Linked DNA regions of Homo sapiens: all the other regions are linked to region 3. The links are chromatin contacts, found by Hi-C or POLR2A ChIA-PET in ENCODE. All regions are on one chromosome and are shown on one strand. Each heading gives the region's core, a stretch centred on a gene start or an enhancer-like site at or near the end of the contact. The rest is flanking DNA. Distances are from core to core; before and after follow the strand shown. Region 1 holds the start of PDLIM1 (PDZ and LIM domain 1). Region 2 holds the start of SORBS1 (sorbin and SH3 domain containing 1). Region 3 holds the start of TM9SF3 (transmembrane 9 superfamily member 3). Region 4 holds the start of PI4K2A (phosphatidylinositol 4-kinase type 2 alpha). Region 5 holds the start of MARVELD1 (MARVEL domain containing 1).

What was found. Hi-C counts contacts between places; a loop is a spot of excess contacts on that map. ChIA-PET counts read pairs that join two places held with the same protein, here RNA polymerase II (POLR2A). Pooled maps may share reads with other maps.
Region 1: a pooled map shows a loop between it and region 3 (5-fold over the local background). The contact joins the promoter of PDLIM1 here to the promoter of TM9SF3 in region 3. A Hi-C loop is called at or near these places in 2 of 37 single-sample maps with no recorded cell type and 2 of 50 pooled maps.
Region 2: a map of naive thymus-derived CD4-positive, alpha-beta T cell shows a loop between it and region 3 (8-fold over the local background). The contact joins the promoter of SORBS1 here to the promoter of TM9SF3 in region 3. A Hi-C loop is called at or near these places in 2 of 168 maps with a recorded cell type or tissue (CD4-positive, alpha-beta memory T cell and naive thymus-derived CD4-positive, alpha-beta T cell) and 7 of 50 pooled maps.
Region 4: a map of CD4-positive, alpha-beta T cell shows a loop between it and region 3 (4-fold over the local background). The contact joins the promoter of PI4K2A here to the promoter of TM9SF3 in region 3. A Hi-C loop is called at or near these places in 4 of 168 maps with a recorded cell type or tissue (CD4-positive, alpha-beta T cell, CD4-positive, alpha-beta memory T cell and naive thymus-derived CD4-positive, alpha-beta T cell) and 14 of 50 pooled maps.
Region 5: a map of breast epithelium shows a loop between it and region 3 (23-fold over the local background). The contact joins the promoter of MARVELD1 here to the promoter of TM9SF3 in region 3. A Hi-C loop is called at or near these places in 1 of 168 maps with a recorded cell type or tissue (breast epithelium). POLR2A ChIA-PET finds 5 or more read pairs at or near these places in 1 of 52 experiments (WTC11).

Annotation. Positions count from the first base shown.
Region 1 is chr10:95,289,616-95,292,315 of GRCh38, forward strand. PDLIM1 (PDZ and LIM domain 1) reads right to left here and starts at 1,388. Exons shown (of 7, transcript NM_020992.4): 1 at 1,205-1,388. The coding sequence starts at 1,300. RefSeq lists an enhancer at 1-224 and silencers at 946-1,055, 1,076-1,175, 1,226-1,615, 1,666-1,745.
Region 2 is chr10:95,560,115-95,562,814 of GRCh38, forward strand. It overlaps SORBS1 (sorbin and SH3 domain containing 1), which reads right to left and starts at 1,257. Exons shown (of 33, transcript NM_001034954.3): 1 at 1,206-1,257. RefSeq lists an enhancer at 840-1,602 and silencers at 1,087-1,196, 1,237-1,606.
Region 3 is chr10:96,585,636-96,588,335 of GRCh38, forward strand. It overlaps TM9SF3 (transmembrane 9 superfamily member 3), which reads right to left and starts at 1,377. Exons shown (of 15, transcript NM_020123.4): 1 at 1,099-1,377. The coding sequence starts at 1,200. LOC105378443 (a long non-coding RNA gene) reads left to right here and starts at 1,429. Exons shown (of 3, transcript XR_946220.4): 1 at 1,429-2,700. RefSeq lists a silencer at 1,037-1,606 and an enhancer at 2,485-2,544.
Region 4 is chr10:97,639,312-97,642,011 of GRCh38, forward strand. It overlaps PI4K2A (phosphatidylinositol 4-kinase type 2 alpha), which reads left to right and starts at 1,360. Exons shown (of 9, transcript NM_018425.4): 1 at 1,360-1,866. The coding sequence starts at 1,432. RefSeq lists silencers at 102-285, 1,450-1,679.
Region 5 is chr10:97,712,311-97,715,010 of GRCh38, forward strand. MARVELD1 (MARVEL domain containing 1) reads left to right here and starts at 1,420. Exons shown (of 2, transcript NM_031484.4): 1 at 1,420-2,700. The coding sequence starts at 1,567. The coding sequence ends at 2,088. RefSeq lists an enhancer at 1,732-1,781 and a silencer at 2,092-2,311.

The DNA of each region.
Region 1 (2,700 bases), core at 138-2,637, 1.3 Mb before region 3:
TCCTTCAGCTGCTGGACGCAGGAGCTTGAGTCAAAAGGATCCATAAGGATATTTCCCTTTCTTCTCCACCCTTCCCCCAACCCCAAGTGAAAAAGAAGGATGTTTAGAAAGTCTGGGAGACAAGCTGAAGGGCAGCTTCAGCAGGCAGATGAGCCCAAGAATGGAATGTGCCGCCTACAGGCAAGGAGTGGCCATGGGTGGGGAGAAAGGGGACTTCTTTTTCTCCCTTTCCTCATTCGAGGTACTTACTGAGTCTCTTCTTGGTGCCCAAGCACTGAACGTGACATCTCTTAGTGGGACATCAACCTGTGTTTGGCCAGATTAAATGGCCAAAGCCCAGACCTCTGAACACTGAGTCTGGGTCTCCCTGGGGGTTTCACTTTATTAGGGGGGCAATGGTTCTGGTGGCCCCTGATTCAACGTGAGTCCTTCTAAAGATCCGAAGCCCCTCTTAGATTTCAAGCACCTCAACCCCACCCCAGGTGGACACCCCATCGCAGTATCTACTCATGCCCTGAGAAAAAAGGGCTGGTGCGGGGAGGGGAAAGAGATAATCTGGGAATGCTAGGAAGAATGACGGCGGGGCCACGTTCTGCAGAGGGGAGAATGACCAAGAGGGTTTACTTGAGTTTGTTTGTTGTGTTTATTTCCCGAATCCAGCACATTCTCCAAAAGCCATTCGAGGGGCGAGCCTCGGCCGTGGGTCAAGTCCAAAGAGCGTGTTTCGGTTGTTTTTTTAGGTTAATCCCACTTGCCCCCCACCCCAGTAAACTTCCCACCCACCCCACCTCACTTTCCAGGTCTTTCCTGTTGCGTTCGGCTGCACTGCGATCTGGGAAGAAGGGAGAAGTGCCATCTCCCAGCGCGCGGGATCTGCGGGGACCCTCGTCCCCTCGCTGGTTGACAAAGAACTAACACCCGCCCCGCCGCGCTTCCGGGGCCAAAGAACGAAAACTGCCTTCTTTTTTTCTGGCGGACACGGAGCGCGCCCGCGGCGGGCCGACCAGCCCGGGAGCGCAGCCTCCGCGAAGGGGCGGCGGGGAGCGGCGGGGCCCGGGCGCGCGGAGAGCGCTCAACTAACAGCGCACCTGGACGCGCCCGGCTGCGGTTCCGACTCCGTCCCCGACCGCGCCCGCGGGGCCCCAGTCTCCGCATATCACCTCCCATAGCGCCCCGCTTCCACGCACGTCCCAGCTGCTCTTACCCGGGAAATGGCGAGAGGCTGCTCGAAGTCCTTGCCGCCCACGAGGCGGAAGCCCCACGGCCCCGGGCCCTGGAGGTCTATCTGCTGGGTGGTCATGGCGCGGCTGTGGCGGGCGACGACCCGCGGGGACAGACGGGCAGGACGCGCGGAACAGCTTGCAGGGCACCCCCGGCGGCTGTCGGAGAAAGAGCGGCGCGGCGCGGGCCCGGGGAGCCTGGGGCTGGCGGGGGCAGGGCAACCGCGAGGGCCAGGGCGGGGGCGGCTCCGCCCAGGCCGCGTAGCCGCCCGCCGCCCCGCCCGTCCTCCCGCCCGCAGCCGCTCCCCGCCCTGCGCGCCGGCCTGGGGGCCCTGGCCCGGAGTCCCGCCGAGAGAGCGCGAGTCAGATGCGGGGCCGGGGCTCTCAGCAGCTCTGCCCGGGACCCCACACCGCCTCCCTCCCTCCTGTACGCACGGCCGCACCGCGGCTCTCGGGCCCGGGGCGGGTGCTAGGTGAGAGGGAAGCAGGTCCTGACAGCGAGACAAACTCGCGCCTCGTGCTTTGTAAAACGAGAAATTTGAAGTGCTGTGCCAAGTCAGCCCTCTGAGGTCGGCTCCGACTTCCCATTTGCTTTTTGTAATCGGTAATGATGTTTAAAAGGTGCTTTCGAACGATCTCATTTGATGCTGAGGCAACCGGGACGTTTAGTCCCATTTTACAGATGAAGTAACTGAGTCTGCTCAGTAGGTGAGAAGACTTGCCCGACGCTACACCACTCGTCAGCATCTGGACCACTGCCCGGGCCCAGTGCTGCAGAACCCCATCCTGGAACTTTTATAATGCTAATGAGACCATCACTCAGGTTATAACTGAACTTCAAGGCCTTCCTAGAAATCTTTCCTCCAGGCTGGAGTTCATGGTAGGTTCTGACCTCAACAGTTCAAACCTCAAGTTTGGGGCGGGCCAAGGGCCAAGTCAATGCAAAAGAAGAGCTGAGTCCGGGACCTGGATTCCCAGCCTCCCACCAGCTTCCTAGCCAGGCTCCCCCTGACGCCCTCCCGGTGGAGTGCATTCTCCACGCCGGACCAGACCATTTCTCATGCTGTCCATGGCGTCCCCACCTCACCACCAGTGAAAACCCAGATCCTTACAATGCCTACAAGGCCACCCCTAGAATGGCCCCAACTCCCTCTCTGACCCCAACTCCTCCTGCCCTTTCCTCACCTGCCCCCCAGTCTGCCAGGCTGTGCTCCTTGCTCCTAACTCAGGGCCTTGCCTCAGGGCCCTGTCTGCAATGCTGTTCTCCCAGACATCCCCACCACTCTCTGTCATTTTCTAGGGGCCGGACACGTGGCTCACGCCTGGAATCCCGGCACTTTGGGAGGCTGAGTCAGGAGGATCAGTTGAGCCCAGGAATTCTAGACCAGCCCCAGCAACACGGCAAGACCCTGTCTCTACAAAAAAATTTAAAAAAATAAAAATTAACCAGGTTTGGTGGGGCACACCTGTCCCAGCTTCT
Region 2 (2,700 bases), core at 7-2,506, 1.0 Mb before region 3:
GTCAGAGGCCTGACACGCCAGATAGGTTCCATGATGTCTCTAGATGAACCTCCCTCCTATTGACGATGAAACCAATTCCAGCAATTTCAGCAGGTCGGCCCTGTGACAACAGGGGCATCCCAACGCTCAGTGTTTAAAACAAAAATCCAAAGGCTCGCCCAGAACATGCTGGGAAAAACCGAGGACTGAACAAAACGAGCCATGCTCAGTGGGATCCCTTCTGCTTTTACGTAGCAATGTAATAGCGTAATAAATTCTTGTCTGCCTGGAGAAAGCATGCACTGGTGAATTTCAAAGCCATCTTACGACAGCGGATGCATGGGGATGCAGAATTCGACAGCACATTCCCCCATGAAGGAAACATAATGACTTCAAGCCTCTTTCCCCTCTATCTTGAATGGCGCTACCACGTATCAAGGAAGCCACATCGGAAAGCAGCGAGGTGGTAGCAGGGGATGCCCGGGGAATTCGGAGAAAGGAGTTGCTTGCTGTCCATGTCGGTGATGAGCTGCCTAGCAAGATGCTGTCAGCCACTCGGGGAGAAGAAGGGGCACGGGCGGCACGGGCAGGCGCCGTGTCCCCGGCGCATACTAGTCCCCGTTCATTCAGGCGGGTCCGGCCAACCGCGTCGTCCTTGCGCCCCTCCCGCCGCCCTCTCCAGGGGATGCTGATGAATGAACACACCTGAGATGCCTCCATCCCGCCGCTCGCTCCCTCCGCCTTCCTCTGGCTGCTGCAGAGGTGCCCCTCCTCGGTAGTTTCACTTTACAGCACAAACCCATTCGGGCTTTGATGTCTCCTCCACCCACCCAAATTGCAGCCACCCTGAGACGGGCGGACATTCTCTCCTAGCAGAGGCCATGATCGTACTACCCCACACCCACCAAAAAAGGAAATTTAAAAACCCCCAACCCTGGAAGCCCCCAGATCCTCCGCACCCTGGGGAACTTTCCTTGAAAGACTGGGGATTCGCCGAGCAGGCAGGATGGACGGTTCGGCCGCGAGGGACCACCGCTTTCCCTGTGCCCATGGGGGGATGCTCTGGGGGAGGGGGTCCCCCAAGTCCCTCCAACAGCTGGCCCTTTAAATGCGCCTCCTCCGAGCGCGGAACAAAGGCGCCGCCCGCGGGGGCCGAGCCGCGCACACCCCCGGCGCTGCCGCCGCCGAGCGGGCAAGCGCGGCCGGGCGGGCGAGCGCGGGCTTACCTTGCTGGTCGCCGGGCGGGCGGGCTGCGCGCGTCCGCCCCACTCGCACTACACGCTGCAGCTGGCCCCGCTCTGTTTTTCTGGGACTCAGCGCTGACTTCACCGACACTCCGCGGACAACCAATGGGCTGCGGTGCCCGCCCCCTCATTAGCATGCCTCTGGAACCGTCCACTCTGGCAGCGCCCGGCCAGCGGGCGGTGCCGGGGGCGGGGCCGGGCCCAGCCGTGACAGGAAGGGGCGTGTGCGCGGATGGGAGGCGAAGAAGTGTCCGGCGCCCGGCTCCTGGCATTGTGAGCCCGCCGGCCTCCGCCGGTAACGGGCGCGCGGGCCTAGTAACCCTTTCCGTCCTGGCCGGGCCGGACGCTGGCCTGGCGCGCCTTCTGGTCCTTCGGAAGGGTCGCCCACGGGGAGCTTGGAAGGAACCTTAGACGTAAAATAACAGTGATAAGTTATTTAACTCCTGGGCCTCAGTTTACCCATCTGTAAAATGGCATAATAGTCCGACTTCGTAAAATCTAGTGAAGATTAACATAGTTAACATAGGTGATGCATTTTGATCAGTTCCTGGCCGTCGTGCTACATAAACGTTTGCTGTTGTCATTCGTGTGCTCTGTACCAGCCAGTGTGCTTAATGCTTCCCGGATATTTCCTCATTTGATCCTCTTAGCCTGATAAGAGAGGAACGATTACTAATCCATATTTTTCTAGTGAGAAAACTGAAAATAATTACTATTTTTATGCAGGAAAACTGAGGTGTAGTTTAAGTGGCTTGTCCGAGGTCACACAGCAAGTGGTGCAACCAGGATTTGAACCCAGGCTCTGAGATTTCACTCATGCAACACACATATATTTAGAGGCTCTGTGGCAGTGCTGGACCCCAGTGTTAACTGCAGAGAACAAGACAGGCAAGGCCTTTTCCCTTAGGAAGCTTCCATTTTAGTGGAGACAAGTAAATAAATAAGATCCTCTACAATGTGAAAAGTAGAGTGCATACAATGCAACAAGGTCATTGCAAGTGGGGGGAAGGCACCGTGTTAGATGGGGTTCAGAGCTAACCACTGTGCTATGCCATTCTCCTGACCTCCTCTAGTCCCCCTCAGAGTTACAGAAAAGGAAACAGAGACAGGGATCAGAGTGGGGAATCTGCTGGCCCAAGGTCGCAGAGCCAGCAAGTACTGGTCTGGAACTTGCTCCCTCCATGCCCAGCTTCCCACATCCCTGAAGATAAGACACTCGCCCTTTGGGCTGAGCACAACTGATTTTTGTCAGCTGCCCTTGCAAGCATCTTCAGCCAGAGCACATTCTCAGTGAACAGGCTGTGGGTGGCAGGGTAAAGACTGGCCTTGATAACTGCACAGACTGATCGGAAACTCATCAGCAAAGATTCTTAGATGTCAGGGAACGGTGACAAGTCTTTGGTGACCACCTGGTGTCCTCTGCTGTGTATTAAAAAAAAAAAGAAGAGTCCTAGCCATCTGGAAGCTTACTCTATAA
Region 3 (2,700 bases), core at 127-2,626:
GTTTTGTTGATTACAAATAAAATCGGATCCATTAAATAGGTAAGGACGACTGCTTCATTTCCTCACTTACCAGAAATGACATAAGACTCCCTCAGATCGTTCTGATTTAGTACAAACACAGTCTCTCATAGAAACTCCTATCATTAATGGTAAAGGTATAAAAAACAATTACTCGTCAAGCAAACTCTCAATTTACCTGACCTTCCTGCCTTGCTCAAGTCTACCACTCTGAAAACCACAGTTACAGCCCTAAGTGAAAGCCATTTGAAGAGTCGTTCACATGCACGTTTTGATGTGAGAATACCAATTAAACAAACTGCCAATCACCTTTAGGCCAAATGCAAAAGGGACTGTTTCTGGCCCTGACCTGAAGACTGGGAAACGTCAAGACCCTTTACTGTCAGAAGCTGCCTTAGTTAGAGACTATCGGGATGGGGGTCTCACTTAGGGGCTGGAAGGTGAGGAGAAAGTTACAAGAAAGGCCTAGGAATTGAACGCGTGTAGGTTGGGTGCACTTACAAGTAAGTATAAACTGCTCTTCAATTCAAGTTTATTAATGCTGCCCCACCCCAGGGTTTTAATCCGGTCTGGGCAGAAGCGGGCGATAAAAGCCAAAGGAGACCATAAAGTGTAGGATATTTCCTGGTTAGTGGCTGCCGGGTAATCACGATGCATCCATCTTCCTCGGCGTCGCAGCCCTCAGTAGCCAGAAGGCAGTCTCCTTCCCTGGGGGGCAAAAGCCCCGAGCCCAGCCTGCCCGTTGCCCCGCTCCCGCGGTGGATGAACCTCAACCCTTCCCAGGCTCCTTCCTGGCCCCAGGGTCCCAGGAACCCCGAGACCCTGGGGTGCGGCGCCACTGAGGCCCAGACCGGGGGAAGGAGACCCTGTCACTCGGGAGCGGAGCCCTGTCCCGGGAGCGCACGGAAATGCCTCCTCCACGCTCCCAAGGTTCCTGCTCCGCCAGGCCCAACCGGAAGGAGTCCTCGGGCCGCAGTGGGGCACCACCGGGCCGCCGGGCACTCCAGGCTGCGTGGGGCCTGCCTCAGTGGGCAACTGGGGAGCTAGCCCGGGGCGGCCGCGCCGGCCGGGGCGCCTCACCGTGTGTTCGTGCTCGTCCGCCCGGGTCCGGGGCAGCAGCAGCAGCAGCAGCCACAGCGCGGCGGCCGCCGCCACGCCAAGAGCGCCAGGCAGCGGCCTCATCCTCCGCGCCCCTCCGGCCCGGAGCCGGCTCACCGACTCCTCCTCCCGCCGCCGCCTCCTCCGCCGCCGCCGCCTCCGCCGCGGCCGATTCGCATCCACGGGGCGCGGACAGACGCACGGGGCCCGGCCCAGCCGCTGCCTCCTCTGCCGCCGCCGTCGCCGTCACCGCCCGCTCCTGAGCCTCCCCCGCCCCCCGCGCCTCCTCAGCCTCTTCCTCTGACTCAGCCACGTCATCCGGCCACCCCGGCACGCGCCGGAAGTGCCTCGCGACGCGGGGCCGCCACCGCCGCCGGGCCGAGGGAGGGCCCGGCAACCGCCGCCTGCGCGCCGGCTGCCCCTCGGCTCCTGGGAGCCGCGGCGCTACGGGCCTGCCGAGCACTCGGGCGGGCGCCGAGCAGGCTGGGCCCCGGCGCAGTGGCCTAGCCTGGACCGCAAGGCCGAAGCCGCCTCCGGGCCGCGTCCCGGTGTTTCGGGTTGTGTAACCTTGGCCAAAATGCTTAAGCTTTTTTCCTGGCTGCCAAATGGGGCCGATCGTCTGACCTGCTGCCTCCGGAACTTGAGGGATCAGATCAAATAACCCTTTCCTGGCGCTCGTCTGCCGCTGTGAATGAATCACGGGCTCCTGTAATCACCGTTAGGAGAGATTGTTAAACTCGTACAGGGTTGGATGTTTTAAAGTTACTGAATATTTACTGGACCCCTACTGTTCAATCAAGACATGCTAAGTTAGCTTGCCATTCTTGTTCATTTATGTGTTTACTTAACTATTTCTGGGTCTCCTCTTCCCAGTCATAAATATCTCTTGGAGTGTAAGCTCCTCGGAGCAGAGATCCTGTTTCCGTATTTCCTGTACCTAGAACAGTGCCAGATCCGTAGTAGACACTGAAACAAAAAATCTTTAAAAAAAAAAAAATATACGAATGTGGCACCACCATTTACACAGGCCACTAAGCCAAAAATCTCGAACTTGTCAGATTGTCTCTTCTCAGCCATCAGCAGTCAACAAGTTCTAGCATTTGGTCTCTTAAAAGTGGTTCAAGAGTTTATTTTTCCTCTCCTTCCTCTGCCAGTACCAACCAGTCTTCCGTATCACTATGTATTGCAAGAGTCTCACAAGAAGATATCCATCACTGACTGATCTTCCTCCCGTTTAACATCCCCAACAGGTGCCAGGGTGATGTTTTTTTTATTCTAAAAAGAAACCAGATTATATCGCTCACTCCCTTGCTTAAAACAGTTCTTCAATGTTAGGTAAATAAATCATGGAGTCACCACGAGGGCGTTCATCTGCCAGGCACTATTCTGAACGATATTGGCTCATTAAATTCTCACAGAAACCCTATGCAGCAGGTACGGTGAAAATGTTCCTGTTACAGATGAGGTAACTGAAGCACAGAGAGCTTGAGTGGCTTGCTGAAACACCAGACCCACTCAGTCTGGCTCCATAATAGGTCTTTTTGCTGGTAATGATTTACCAACTATACAGCCACTTTAAAAAAA
Region 4 (2,700 bases), core at 110-2,609, 1.1 Mb after region 3:
TTCTCTTTCTCTCTTTTTCTTTCTTTCTTGACAGAGTTTCTCACTGCAACCTCTGCCTCCTGGGTTCAAGCGATTCTCCTGCCTCAGCTTCCCGAGTAGCTGAGATTATAGGCATGTGCCACCATGCCCGGCTAATTTTGTATTTTTAGTAGAGACAGGGTTTCTTCATGTTGGTCAGGCTGGTCTTGAACTCCCGACCTCAGGTGATCCGCCTGCCTCAGCCTCCCAAAGTGCTGGGATTACAGGCGTGAGCCACTGTGCCTGGCGGGTTTTTTTCTTTTAAAAATTTTTTATTTTTTGGCTGCACTGTGGGTGGTTCACACCTGTAATCCCCCAGCACTCTGGGAGACTGAGGGAGGAGGATCGCCTGAGGCCAGGAGTTCAAGACCAGCCCAGGCAACATAGAGATAACCTAACTCTAAAAAAATAATAATAATATTTTAAAAAGAAATCTTCAGGGCTTCCTAGGAAAACCTGGAGGCAATTGTTAAGACATTTTATCCTGACTGGCTACTTCACCCATTACCTTCAAGTTCCTGCGAACTTGAAGTGTAACCTGACATTGTTACATCTACATTGGAAGTATGTTAGGTCAACTGAGATACGAATTTGGGATACAAAGTACAATGTATAGCCAATCTATAACTTGTTATTTTAATGTAAATTCTTGGTAAACAAGTTAGGAACTGCCTCTTTTCCTTTAAAAACCTACTTCCAGGCCAAGCGCAGTGGCTCACACCTGTAATCCCAGCACTTTGGGAGGTCGAGGTGGGCAGATCACTTGACCTCTGTCGTTTTTTTTTTGGAGACTGATCACTCTGTCTCAAAAAAAAAAAAAAAACAAACCCAAAAAACAAACCCCCCGCCCCAAAAAAAACGTTTCATCGAGGTAGAGCAGCAGCTTTGTTTCTTTGCTTCACTGCTGTCTCCCTAGCACTTAGAACATAGTACGTGCTCAATAAATGAATGAGTGCCTGACTGAATGAATGAGGATACATAGATGAGATTCCTCCAATCTCACAGCCGGTTCAGAGTAGGCACTCAATGAGTGACTGACAGGATAGTTGCTGTTTTGAAAGCGCCCAAGTCCAGTAAGCCAATTGGAAGCTAAGCGTGGCGCTGGTATAGTAGGGGCAGGGGGCGTGCCTGACCCAAGGTTGGGTCCTGGAGCATGCGCAGTCTTCACAGAAGGTGACGGGGAGAAAAATGCGGAGGCAGCGATTGCGTAGGAGCAGGTTCTGATTGGCTACTGTTCGCGCGCGAGGGGCCGTGCCTATTCGTAGCCAAGTAAACAGGGCAGGTTAGAGGCGGGGCCAAGGAGGCGTCGCGACCTGGTTGGCCGGCCGGGGCCTGGGGGATGTCACGGATTGGTCGCGGCCGCGAGCGCAGTGGTGTGGAGCGCGCCGGGTCCCGGAGCCGGCTGTCTGAGGGATGGACGAGACGAGCCCACTAGTGTCCCCCGAGCGGGCCCAACCCCCGGACTACACCTTCCCGTCGGGCTCGGGCGCTCACTTTCCGCAGGTGCCCGGGGGCGCGGTCCGAGTGGCGGCGGCGGCCGGCTCGGGCCCCTCTCCGCCGGGCTCGCCGGGCCACGACCGCGAGCGGCAGCCACTGTTGGATCGGGCCCGGGGCGCGGCGGCCCAGGGCCAGACCCAAACCGTGGCGGCGCAGGCCCAGGCTCTGGCCGCTCAGGCCGCGGCGGCAGCCCACGCCGCTCAGGCCCACCGCGAGCGGAACGAGTTCCCGGAGGATCCTGAGTTCGAGGCGGTGGTGCGGCAGGCCGAGCTGGCCATCGAGCGCTGCATCTTTCCCGAGCGCATCTACCAGGGCTCCAGCGGAAGCTACTTCGTCAAGGACCCTCAGGGGGTGAGTGCGGGGGTGGGGACCGCCGCCGCGGGCTGAGGGCCGGCGGCGCTCCTGGGGAGTTGGGGGCTTCGCACAGCCAGAGGGAAAAGGGAGAAACTTCACAGTACCAGCCCCTGGCAGGATTTAGGGATGCCACTGAGGACTGGAGCTGGGGACGCTCTGCGGAATGGAGAAATAAATCAGAACCTACTTGGTGGGGGAGGAGTGAGCGGAAAATGAAAAGAGGAAATTGACCAGATACGGGCCGGGGGCTCAGCGGTGTGGTGGGGCAATCCGCCGCTGGACAGAGACTGCTTTCTAGTAGGGTACTTAGCTTCACACTACTGGGACAGCTATTCGGCCGCCGACTTGCAGATTTGGGGCTTTAGGCCTGTTCTCTCTTTTTGGACCGACCGAACCAGTGTGTCGCTGTTCACGGAGGAGGATGGGTGACCTATCAGGGGATCTGAGAATTCAGTTCCAGCCTTCTATGTTGTGGGGGATGTCCCCTGCCACCGTCCCAGCTCTTATTAACAGACGTTGAAGAAAGAATGGGCGGACTCACCAGTTTCATCTGCCCTGGGTATTGCTCACTTCTGGGAAAGGGTTCAAATACTTTTTGACGACTCCAAAGTTTAGATAGAACTTGGAGTTTTAGAAACATGGGGCCATCAGCTACTTTTTCTTTCATTTCTCTCCCAGGGCTATCAACAGCCTGCTTTTCAACTAAGGCAGAGCGTTTGCCGACCTTTATTTTGTCCCCTGCCTGTATATAAAGGGGGATGGTTATAGGATGGGGCATGGAGTGACCAGGGTATCTGAGAAGTGACCTTTATCCTTTTGAGAACTGCAGAA
Region 5 (2,700 bases), core at 170-2,669, 1.1 Mb after region 3:
GGACAGGGAAGGAAGTGGCAAGCCAGGAAGTTGGAAATTGGTTGGGGACAAATTGTGAAATAGGCCACACAGAAGAGACAGCTTCTGTCCTGTCTCAGTAGGGGAAGCAGTGTAACAAACATCAGGTCTGTCTTTTAGAAAGATGTCATGACCTGGCTTGGTGGTTCACGCCTGTAATCCCAGCACTTTGGGAGCCAAGGGGGACAGATCACTTGAGGTCAGGAGCTCGAGACCAGCCTGGCCAACATGGCAAAGCCCTGTCTCTACTAAAAAAAATACAAAAATTAGCTGGGTGTGGTGGCACTCGCGACTGTAGTCCCAGCTACTTGGGAGACCGAGGCAGGAGAATCACTTGAGGCCGGGAGGCGGAGGTTGCAGTGAGCAGAGATTGCTCCACTGCCCTCCAACCTGGACGACAGAACAGTACTCTACCCCACCGCCCCCCACCCCCCCCCCCACAAAAAAAAGGAAAAAGAAAAAAGAAAGATGCCATGGGCACAAAGGTTGAGCATGAAGGAGAGAAGAGAGACTGGTGGTAGTTACCAGCTTCCTGGTCTGAACCCAGGTAGGCTTCATTCCTCCTCAGCAAAATGAGGGGAGTTGCGTGTATCTCTGTGGTTGTTTTGAGGGTTAAATGAGAACTCAGGTAAAGCGGTGGCACGGAATAATAATAATGTAAAGCATCGTTAGCCTCCATCACAGGCAGTTCGGCCTAGTAGTTAAGTCCGTGGGCTTTGCTTCCTCTTGGCCCTGGGTTTGTGTCCCAGCCATGTTAGGTAGCGTATTTTGAATGTGGGCAAGACAGAAGGATGGCAAGGAAGGGTTGGATAAAAGAGGGTGTGGACAATAAGCTTGTGCCGAGTGGAACGAGTGGCGGTGCCTCTGGTGGGTGATGGACTCTTACTCCGACATGGGTAACTCGGACAGCTTTGGACAGGACGAGGCGGGCCCTGGCAGGAGACTGCGGATGTCCAGGTGACAGTGGATGCCAGTTCAAAACCAGCACTGCTCTCCTCCCGCGCCCAGGAAGAGCCCAGAGGCCCGGGGTGGGCGCTATGGCAGGAAAGAGGGAAAAGGAGGAGGCAGGGCGGGCAGGGGCGGCCCCAGATGTGGCAAACTTGGCGCAGCAGCGCACGGGCGGACAGGGCGGAAGGCCCGCGTCGGGCTGGGAGATGCGCCCTGCCCTGGCCCGAGGACGAAGGAATCCGAGCTGGGGGCCTGGCGCAGAGGGGAAAGGGGGGCGCCAGGGTGGTGAGCGAGATGGAAAGAGAGATGGCAGGAAGCCGGGAGGAGCGCGCGGGGGAGGAGACAGCCGAGGGGAAGGGGAAGGGAAAGGGGCGGGTGGGAAGGGTGGAGAGCTGGAGACAGAAGGCGAGGAGGGCCGAGGGGAGGAGAGAGGAGAGGAAGGGTGGGGAAAGGAGGAGAGGAAGAGAGGACTAAGAGGGGAGCAAGGCGAGGAGGCCGCGGCGGGCGCAGCGGGCACCTGGGCCGTGCTGCCCCCGCGAGCAAGGCGCCGCCATTCCGCTGCTCGGGGCGCCGCCGCCGCCGCCACCGCGCCCAGGGGCCATGCTCCCGCCGCCCCCGCGCCAGCCGCCGCCCCAGGCGCGTGCGGCCCGCGGCGCGGTGCGCCTGCAGCGGCCCTTCCTGCGCAGCCCGCTGGGCGTGTTGCGGCTGCTGCAGCTGCTGGCCGGCGCTGCCTTCTGGATCACTATCGCCACCAGCAAGTACCAGGGCCCCGTGCACTTCGCGCTCTTCGTGTCCGTGCTCTTCTGGCTGCTCACCCTGGGCCTCTACTTCCTCACGCTGCTGGGCAAGCACGAGCTGGTCCCCGTGCTGGGCTCGCGCTGGCTCATGGTCAACGTGGCGCACGATGTGCTGGCGGCCGCGCTCTACGGCGCCGCCACCGGCATCATGAGCGACCAGATGCAGCGCCACAGCTACTGCAACCTCAAGGATTACCCGCTCCCCTGCGCCTACCACGCCTTCCTGGCGGCCGCCGTCTGCGGCGGCGTCTGCCACGGCCTCTACCTGCTTTCGGCGCTCTATGGCTGCGGGCGTCGCTGCCAGGGCAAGCAGGAGGTGGCGTGAGGCCGCCCGCGCCCGCCGCGGCCCCGATCGGGGCGGGGGAATCCCCGGAGACCAGCCTCCTTAATCCCTTCCCCCGCCGCCGCCCCGCGCGGGTGCGCCCTGGCACCCTCTCCCTGCCCTCCAGCGTTTCCACTGTCGCCCGCGCCCGGGAACCCTGACGCTCAGCTCCCGCCCGACGGCAGCGCCGCCGCCGCCCAGAATCCCAGCCCAGAATCCCGACCGCCGCGCCGGACGCGCCGTCTCCCGGGACAAGCGCAGGCTGCGATCCGAGGGGCTGACACACACTCGCAGACGAGCCGCCCCGAGGCGAAACCTCGCGGTTCCTCTTCCCTTCCCTGCTGAGACTAAGACGTGGACAGGGGCCGCGCAGATCCGGGGGAGGCTCCCAAATTGGAACCAGGCTTCTGGCTGCCCCCTTCCCTCCCGCCCCGTGGTCGGAAGAGCACTCCCTTCCCTGGCCCCTCATCCAGCCTCCGGTGCTGTAAAACGCAGGCGCTGGGCCGCGGGCGGAGCTGAGGACAGGCCTTGGCTGGTCCCAGGATGAGCGACGAGTTTGGTTTTAGCTGGGGATTGTGCTGGCATCCTGCGAAGCTCCTCCCAGCCGGTCTCTCT